2 separate regions of the Homo sapiens genome follow, and region 2 is linked to region 1. A link is a contact called in ENCODE Hi-C or POLR2A ChIA-PET data. All regions are on one chromosome and are shown on one strand. The core of a region is the stretch at or near the end of the contact, and the rest is flanking DNA. Distances in the headings are between cores, read along the strand shown. Region 1 overlaps LOC105376205 (a long non-coding RNA gene). Region 2 overlaps LOC105376205 (a long non-coding RNA gene).

What was found. A loop is a pair of places that touch in the nucleus more often than their neighbours do. ChIA-PET counts read pairs that join two places held with the same protein, here RNA polymerase II (POLR2A). Pooled maps may share reads with other maps.
Region 2: a map of endothelial cell of umbilical vein shows a loop between it and region 1 (5-fold over the local background). The contact joins two enhancer-like sites. A Hi-C loop is called at or near these places in 13 of 168 maps with a recorded cell type or tissue (Caco-2, Right ventricle myocardium inferior, cardiac septum and 4 more) and 7 of 50 pooled maps. POLR2A ChIA-PET finds 5 or more read pairs at or near these places in 2 of 52 experiments (PC-3 and Panc1).

What each region holds. Positions count from the first base shown.
Region 1 is chr9:107,634,837-107,639,344 of GRCh38, reverse strand. All of the region lies in intron 8 of LOC105376205 (a long non-coding RNA gene), which reads right to left. Among named protein-coding and RNA genes, the nearest start is that of KLF4, 150 kb to the right of the region's middle. RefSeq lists enhancers at 1,235-1,783, 1,784-2,332. Within about 2 kb of position 1,549, at least 30 of the 41 ENCODE cell types and tissues checked have a DNase peak (open chromatin) inside an H3K27ac peak, as active enhancers do; they include endothelial cell of umbilical vein, heart left ventricle and heart right ventricle, where a contact is called at or near this core.
Region 2 is chr9:107,585,809-107,590,484 of GRCh38, reverse strand. LOC105376205 (a long non-coding RNA gene) reads right to left here. Exons shown (of 9, transcript XR_930217.2): 4 at 4,308-4,406. Among named protein-coding and RNA genes, the nearest start is that of KLF4, 98 kb to the right of the region's middle. RefSeq lists enhancers at 2,084-2,608, 2,609-3,134. Within about 2 kb of position 2,929, at least 21 of the 41 ENCODE cell types and tissues checked have a DNase peak (open chromatin) inside an H3K27ac peak, as active enhancers do; they include endothelial cell of umbilical vein, heart left ventricle and heart right ventricle, where a contact is called at or near this core.

The DNA.
Region 1 (4,508 bases), core at 300-2,799:
CCTGCTCTACAGACAAGAAAAATGCTTTTTCGGTTCCTATTTAGATAAAGCTGGACATAAATCATTCTTTGAAAAGCTGTCTTGGGTGCCTTTCTTGGTGGGGGCTTAAGCCCTTTCCAAACATTGCCTCATTAATCCTGGCAGACACGAAGAGAAAAAGGCTTGACAGACATCACTTTTGATGTCACTGAACAGATGTCACTGAGTAACTGGCCTCCAACTTTAAGACACACGCAAGTTCCTGCTGGATGTGGTACAAGATCCTCCCTGCTCACTGGCTGTTAGCTACCCTGCCCTGTGGCCTGGAGGAGGGAGGGTGTGTGTGTGTGTGTGTGTGTGTGTGTATACACATACGTGTAAGTACTTTTAGTCTTAATTATACTATGAACAGAAAATGGGGCAACAGCCACTAGTGTTACTAGCTGGGTGGCTGGGATATATTTTACCAGGAAATCTATATTCTCTTCTGAAACGGCCAGATTTTTGCAAGCATTTTCCCCATCTCAGGGTGGGTGGGCTGTTGTCCTTGGTAAATGCTTTTTGTTTATTTCCAGCCCTTCCAACATGTTGGCGAATTATTGCAATATGAACTTCTAATCCGAAAAGGGGGGTGAGGAAGGGCACTGAGAAGAAGAGAAAGTTATAACAAACTCAAGCGACTGACACCCCAGTTTTACTTGTCCCTTTGGACTTGTTTAGGAGTTGGGTCCTGTTTGGTGTTTCAAAGGAGGGAAAAGATATAAAAGTACAAGGTGCCTTAGAAATGGAAATCTTCTGATGTGGCCTCTTCTTTTCTTTTTAATAAAGAAGGTTAAAGAAAAAAACGAAGAGAGAGAAGACAGGGAGAAGACAGAGAGACAGTGACAGCCAGAGAAACAGAAAGAGAAAAAGTTGGGGGTGGGGGGGGGGGCGCAAGAGGGAGAAGAGGAAAGACAGGAAAAGAAAAGGAAAAGAAAAAGAGGAAAGAAAGAAGAAAAGAAACAAAAAGAAGAGAGAGAAAGGAAAGAAAGAGAAAGAGAGAAAGAGAGAAAGCGAGAAAGCGAGGAAGAGAGGAGAGGGCGAGTGCCCCGAGGGAGTCGGGCAAAAGCGAAATCCCGGCTTCCTACCCGGGACAGCGGGAGAGCCGAGTTTTCCGCAGCGGCCGCGGGCTCGGAGCTTTTAAGGGTTTCTAATCCTGGAAGGCTGTCTGACATCACCCCGTTTCTTGTCGGCTGATGTTTCGTACAAGCCTCTCATTTCCTCAGTGTTTTCAGAGCCACCAATTACTGCAACAGTCTCGTGTTTATGTTTGCGCGCGCTCTCCTGCCTCGCTGGCCCTCCGCCTGGGAGGCTGCGCTTCCCTCCGACGCGCGGAGCCCAGAGGGGGTGGGTCGGGGGAGCGGGGAGGGGGGAATCTGGATCAGGCATTGAAGAAAAAGGGAGGGGTCCCCCTTAATTTTTTTTCATTGACTTCAGCACCATGTGATCAGGAAGTCTGGCCTCCCTCCATTTCCCCTCCCGACTAAAGGGAAACATTGTGTAGCAGCCGCCTGGGCCACCGGTGGGATGGCCTTCGCTGCCTGACGTAGGGAGATAAAAATAACCGGCATATTTAAGGCAGGATCAGGAATCCCGGCGCTCACACGCGGCCTGGTCAGTTCCCGAGGCCGCCCGGCAGGCAGCGCAGCCTGCGGGGAGGCCCCGCGCTCGACTGTGCGCGCCCCACCGCAGGCAGTGCTAGGGCGTACGACCGGACCCCGACCCTGACCCCGACCTTGACCTCGGGACCCAGGCCGACTCAGGCCTGGCTGAGCCTCCCAGATTCCCCAGGGAGGCCGAGCAAGACCGGCCCGAGGCAGTCTGGCTCAGGCTCGCTGGGCTGGGGCTGGGCCTGGGTTCTCTGTCCGGCCTCCCGGGAGACGAGAAGGAAGGATGCCGTGGCAAAGGGAGGGTAGTGCGAAGTTTGATGCCGAGGGGGGTTACAGAGCCTCTGTCTCAAGAGAAGGCGCACAAGGTGCCACCAAAAAAGCCACTTGTTTCTAGCCAGGCCCCCAACTCAGACCCACCACTGTGTGCACAAACTCTCAAATCAAATCTGCCTTCTCTATCCCCACTTTGCCTTCCAACTGCACATTGCAAAGATTTGCAAACATGTGGCAGGGCTGGAAATAAACAAGAAGCATTTAGCAGGCAAAAGGCACTGATGTGTTTCCACATTCATGCTCTCCTTGAAACCTCAACCCACACTACACAGGAAGTTCTGTTATCCTTATCTTACACAATGGGAAACTGAGGCTCGGGGAGATGGAGCCACACATGGGCAATGCTTTCCCTACCACCTCAGTGGCCTCTCGAAACTGCATGACATTGGCACATTGCTTTATCATTCTGGAAACCCCCTACCCTCTCTTCTTCCTCCTCCCTAAATAAAATTATTACCAAGCAAAAACAATGATGGTGAGCTTTCACTGACCTATGAAATCTCAGGTTTGCCCTAGCCCTGGGGCACAAAGAAGTTTTCACATCCATTTAATAATGGGAAATCTCCCTGCCTTCTGATGTCTAAAGTAACAAGATGTTTCAAAATTCCTGGCAGCTTTTCACCTAAAAACCAGATGTGCTGATGAAAAATGAACAGACATTCACCGCTAATCCAGAGATAGCAAATACCTATTTATCTGGGTAGAAGAGGCAAAGAACTTCCATTTTGGGAGATTTGGGAATTTAACCATCTATGGGGATGGAGACCCCGGAGTCTGGCAAGATTTTTCTGAATCTAAGCACCCAGCACAATGCCTAAGACTGAAAATACTCAATCCATAATTGTTGGATTGAGTGAATGGGGGGTGGGGGTGGGTTGTGGAAGGTGATAAGCAGCACTTAAAAACACATTGGGATGAGGTATGCTGGTCATATCTTTAGTGATCATATAAGCATGATCTCATTTAGTCCTTATAACTACCCTAGTCTGCAGGTATCATTATCATCCCTGCCTTGTATGTAGGGAAACTGTAGTGCAGAGAAAAACTGCCCAAGGTAACACAGCTGGGTGCTGGAATTTGAACGCATGCAATCTGACTGCAGTAGCCAAGTTCTTCACCACTAGACTAAATCCAAAGAGTTGTGCCATGAGATGTCAGAGAAAGGGACCTGTTATTTACTAAGCACCTCTTTTGACTCAAGCTCCATGCTTACTACTGGAGAGGCGGGTCAGACACCACAGGATCCAGGCTCTCAAAGAGGTGACTCCGGAAGCAAGACTGGACTTCAGACTCCTTGAAAGCAGCCCTAGTTCTCATTCACCTCTATCTTGCCAAACATCAACTATCACAAATGTCTGTTGAATCGTTCCCCCTGAGAGAAACCTTCTTTGACCACCACCAACCGCAGCATTTTAGATCTCCTTCCTGTTTCCACATTAGATATGGCACATGCCTGCCTTAAAGCGCTTGTCACCCAGCATCTGAGCTTTTTACTTACCTGCCTGCTCTCCCACTGGTCTAGGAGCACCTTGAAGGCAAAAATGGTGTCTAGATCAGTATAGACTCCAGAGCATGGCGGCCACTCACTAAATGTTTGCTAAATTATGAATGAATGCATATGAGACCTTCACTAGCCTCCAGTACAATGTAGGCCTCCTATCACCACAAAACCCGGTTTTCTCTATCTCAGCACCCTCTTCTGTTGCCTCACAGAATTTGTCACAGTTTGTAATTTAATCTGTTTTTCTTTTCCTCCCACGAACCCACGAATGCAGGAACTGCCTCGCTTATGCCTGCCACCATAGCATTCCCAACATGTATTAAAGTGCCTCACACATTGCTGGCACTCAGTAAATACTTGTACAATGAATGAGTGAGTGAATGAATGAATGAATGAATCAACAATAACTATTCCAAAGCCAGTCATAACTGAGCGAAGCCACTTGAAATAATGCCATTACCCAGATTGTATTCATAAAGTGAGGGCCTTTTGTTTGGTGACCACGTCAAATCTAAGTCTCATCCATATTGATGATAAAAAAGACTTAAAAGGGGGGTTATTGAATGAGGCCCTTCTTCTCACACAATGTGGGCTGCAGTGACCACTATAGTTAGAGCTGCACACAGACTCCCTTTATGCCCCTCTGTTTTCATTAGCTCAGGGAACTTGCCAAAGAGTGATCCTTTTGCGCTGAAATTTTCCATGCTGGGTCTTGGCAAAAGGTGAATTTTGGGGAAAAGTTTGAATAAAATCCCTTCAGCCATTTTTTTTCTTCAGTTTGATGAAGATGAAAAAAATACATTTTTTTCTGGCTTTTAATTGAAGACATTTTTAGGACACAGGAAACTCAAATTGAATTGAACTTTGAAAACCTGAAAGTCATATCTAATCCCGTCTGAGGAAACTGTGGAGCTCATCTTGGGCTCATTTTTTTTTAATTTAATAATAATTTTAAAAACTAAAAAGGAATTGAAAAATCTCTTTGCAGCCTTAGCAATCTTGACATGCTTTCTCCAACTTGAGCTACATAAGTCTTTCTGTGATTC
Region 2 (4,676 bases), core at 1,680-4,179, 50 kb after region 1:
AAACCCTGTCTCTATAAAAAGTACAAAAATTAGCCAGGTGTGGTGGCAGACACCTGTGGTTCCAGCTACTTAGGGGGCTGAGGTAGGAGGATCACCTGAGCCCAGGGAGGTCGAGGCTGCAGTGAGCCATGATTGTGCCATTACACTGCACTCCAGGCTGGGCAACAGAGAGTGACCTTGTCTCAAAAAACAAAAACAAGCCAGTCTTCTAGATTCATGACCCCAGCTCTGCCACCTACAAGCTACCTGACCTTGGGCCATGACTTAACCTCCCTGTAACATGGGAGTAAATAGTCCTTTCCTCCTAGGGTTGAGGAATGCTTGGAACAGTGCCTAGTACACAGCTAATTCTACAGTATTGTTCACTACTATTACCTGCCTGGAGCTTTAATGCACTATAATCTCATAGAATCTTCCTAACAAGCCTGGGAAAAAGTAATTATTTTATAGATGAAAAACCTGAGGCTCAAGTCATACTGCTGATTTGCAGCAGGGCTGGGATTTAAAGACTCCCCGGTCTTTCCAACTTCAAGTTCCACTGTCCCGTGTTCCCTCCCAGAGAGAGGGGATAGAAAAGGACAACACCGTGGGGGAGGGGAGGTAAATCATGTGGAAGGGGCATGGATGCCATTGGGAAAGGCTCAAAGTGGGAGAGGCTGCCCGGTGGGGAGGTCTGATGGAGACAGTTTTTCCCCATGACCTCTTGAAGTGCCACTTCCCAGAAAAGATGATGGCTGCAGGCTGAGGGCACACTGGGGACTCCACATCTTTCATAGCCATTGCTGAAGTCTCTGAGCCTCAAGAGAAATTTACTGCAGACCACACATCGGCAGCCATGAGAGGGAAGGCGGAAGGGCAGGCCAGATGGGACAGTCCCCAGGCAGGACTCTGCACAGGCTCTGGGGCTGTGGGGCTCTGGGCTGACCACAGCCTGGAAGAGCCTAGTGACACCCTGTCACCCCTAGACTCCTCAGTTCCCAGACACCTTGTTCTGATGAAGTGAATGGGGAGGCTGGGCCTGGGGGTGGGAGAATAGCCACATGATAGCCCCTCACCCCTGCATGCCAGCAGGCAGCAGGGAAGGCAGACAGGAGCCCAGAGGGCCAGCAGCAGTGACCACGGGGCCTACATTTTTCTGGCAACGAGGGTTGGCAAGGGAGAACAGACAGAAGCCTGCTATATCAGGCTGGAAAGAGAAGGACTCTCCTCAGCTTGGAGAAATTCCTGCCTAGTACCATTTGCCCATTCCCAGACTAACCAAATGTTAGAGCAGAAAAAGGGGCTTTCTGAGGTCAGCCAACAGGGCCTCCTTACTTTGCAATGGAAAAAAATTAGGTCACACAAAGTTGAAAGCTATTGTAAAGGAGACCAGAACTTGGGTGCCTCAATACCTAGTCCCATGGTCTTCAGGGCATGCATATGAGATCCAGAATCAGGTCACCATGGCTCTGACTCTGGATCTGCCCCCAGCCATCAATCTGCACTATTCTAGAAGCTTCCTTCAGGTTGTAGGTTCTATAGCTCTGAGATAGAGTGGCATGCACTGTGTGTGCACGTGTGTATGTAGTATGCGTCCATTCAACAGCAAATATTTATCGAGTGCTCCATTTAAGGCCCTGGAGATAAAGCAGTTCACAAATAGAGGAAGCCTCTCCACTGTGTCTCTAGGGCTGACTTTCACTACAGAGAGAGCCTCATGCACAATTTGTGCCTAGACTCAAAGGTAGGATGTGTCCTGTGCACACCATCAAGAGCTACAGCCCTTCTCCGGGTCTCCTTGTGCTTCACAGGGGTTTTGGACAAACCTTATGGGAGCATTTCCCCAGCCCCAACCCATGCCCTGACTCCCGCCTCCCATGGCACCCCAGGGTGCTGCTTCGGGCATTTGGTGCCCCGCCTTGCAATCACTGACTTCCTGAGCAACCTGAAGAGGGACTGTACCTACTTCACCTCTTAATCCTTAGCACCTGGTGGATGCAAGCTCCCTAGGAACTCCCGTTGAATAAAGGGATGATTAAATGAAGGCACCGATTCTCAGTTTCTCTCATCTGTAAAATGCAGGTGATAACTATCTGGATGACTCCTGATTTTCCTCCAGATCAGATGAGACATAGGAGATGAAAGGACCTTGGAACTAACGTGCTGTTCTTCCCAAGATACAGTTCTTATTATCCCCCATAAAAATGGCACCAGCTCAGTGTCTCTGAGAAAGGACTCAGCTATAGAGAGCCTCGGTTTTTATCCGGGAGTGTGTGCTTGAGCATGAATATGTGTGTGAGTGTGAGTGTATATGCTGGCCTGGAGAGCCAAATCGACCCCATAAGAAGATGTAATTTCAAGGAGGCTTCAGGGAACCCAGACCTCCTCCCTGTCTGTCCCTATTTACAGGGACATATGGCTGCCAGGCCAGCAGAGCCCCAGAGGAGTTCAGCCCTCAGCCGAGGACAAAGGGAAGGACGGGAAAGAGAAAGCACCCCCAAGAGCCCTTGTCTCTCCATCGTCCGTCCGTCTGTCAGCGGCAGCCAGTGGCTTGCCAGGCAGGACGGAAGCGCTGCCCGGCCATAAATGACCGCTGGCTCCAGGCTGGCCACCCGCCCTGGCCGCCCGCACGGAAGGGCCGGACTTTACCCAGCAAATCGGGAAGGAACTGAAGCCTCTGAACTTGGGACTTGGGCTCCGTCGATAAGGCCAGTGGACAAACAGAGGGCAGGGACCAGGGCTCCCCTTTATACACACAGAAGCCCGGCTCCAGGCTGATACTGCTGAGATCTTTGCCCTTTAGTTCAAACAGGAAATCTTAAAATGGAAAATGAGCTGCGTAAGGAAGGGGCGCGGCCACTAGCTTACAGGGAAGACGGAGCAGGTTGTTCGCCAAAGAACGTTTTGGCTCCACGCGGCCTGGGGTGTTTGGGAGGGGTCAAGGGTCTGCCTGGGGAAGGGAGAAGGCAGCCTGGCAGGTGAGGAAGCCCTATAGGCAGCTGTAGGGCGGGGGGAGTGTCAGAAACCTGGGTCTGAGCCACAATACGCAACTGATCCGTGGTGTGGCTTGTGGGGAATGACTTCACATATAGGAACCTCAATTTCTCCATCCATAAATGTGGCTAGCCATACCATCCACCTAGAGCGCTCACAGAGGATCTGAATGAAGTCATGGTGTGAAAGTGCCATGCAAGTCACAACCCTACATCCTGGCAAGGCCCTCCCCAGAAGGAATTTCACAATCACAAGGGGAAATCCAGAATAACATCTCCAGCCCCCCATGCCACCCCTGTACACCCCCGTGCTGGCAGTTCAAAGAAGAGAAAATTGGGAGAAGAGAAATAATTAGAGAACGCCAGCAGTCTCTCTGCTGAGGTTTCCAAGTAATTATTCACCTGTAAATTACTCCTCTCACCTTAATTCTATCTCCAGATCCTTTAGACAAGGTAAATTCATTTATTTACATCTCTAACTATCCTGCTTTGGTAAACATTCCAACAAGGTTGGATGGCCCATTAAAGAAAAAAACAAGTGAAGAAGCGAGGCAAGCAGGAGAGAGAGAGATTAACTACTGGTCATTACTGGCATTTGCAGAATTACCTCCAAGGGTAATTAATGAGGAATCATGCCAAAGCAAACCTCAACTTGAGCCAAAAAGGAACCCATCACAGCCAGGTGGAAACTACAGGCGGCCCCACTTGCAGATGGCCCTCGCTTCTCACCTGCAGGATGGGACCCTTCCAGGAGGCTCCCCTTAACTCCTTCTGCCTCAGGCAGTGGTGTGGGCTGCACCTTCATTTCAGGAAGAACTCTCCTTATCTGGTGAGGTCACTTTTGACTCACCCCTCTCACTCACAGACCAGCAATCTTTCTGGGCCACCCCCCAACCCAGGCCTGGCCATTTCTGGGCCTGGCACATCTTAGCTGCTCAATAAACAGATGGCTAGGCATGGCGGCTTATACCTGTAATCCCAACACTTTGGGAGGCCAAGGCAGGAGAATCACTTGAAGCCAGGAGTTCAAGACCAGCCTGGGCAACATAGACAGAACCCATCTCTATAAAAATTTTTAGTAGTGACACGCACTGTATTCCCAGCTACTTGGGAGGCTGAGGCAGGAGGATCACTTGCACCCAGGAAATTGAGGTTATAGTGAACCATAATTGTACCACTGCACTCCAGCCTGGATGACAGAGCAAGATCCTGCCTCTAAACAGACAGATAGTAGCTGCTGAGTGAATGGATCAATGTACTATTCATTCTAATTTCCTAAAGCCTCTTGAACTTGCCAAATTTCAAAGTCACCCCCCCTCCCAAGATTAAACTCACCATCCTTTTTTGCCTGAACCAGAGCCTCCAAAGGGCCTCTCCGCTTCTAGTCTCTCCTCCTTTCCTCCTCCACACAGATTTAACTCTCAAAAAGGTAAACTGAAAAATCAAGCAAGATAATACTTCAGCTCCGACCACTGAGGAGAAGGGCGGGGTTAAGAGAGTGGCCCCTAGAGTCAGATAGCCTGGGTTGAAGTCTGGGTCAACAACAGACCACCTGTGTATACTTTGGGTCAGTTACTTAACATCGCCGAACTTAGTCTTCTCATGGCTTCTTCACCTTAAAATGAGAATAACATCTATCCCACTTACAATGGCTGTTGAGTGCATTATGAGTTAATGAAGAAATGCCTTGCACCTGATGAACAC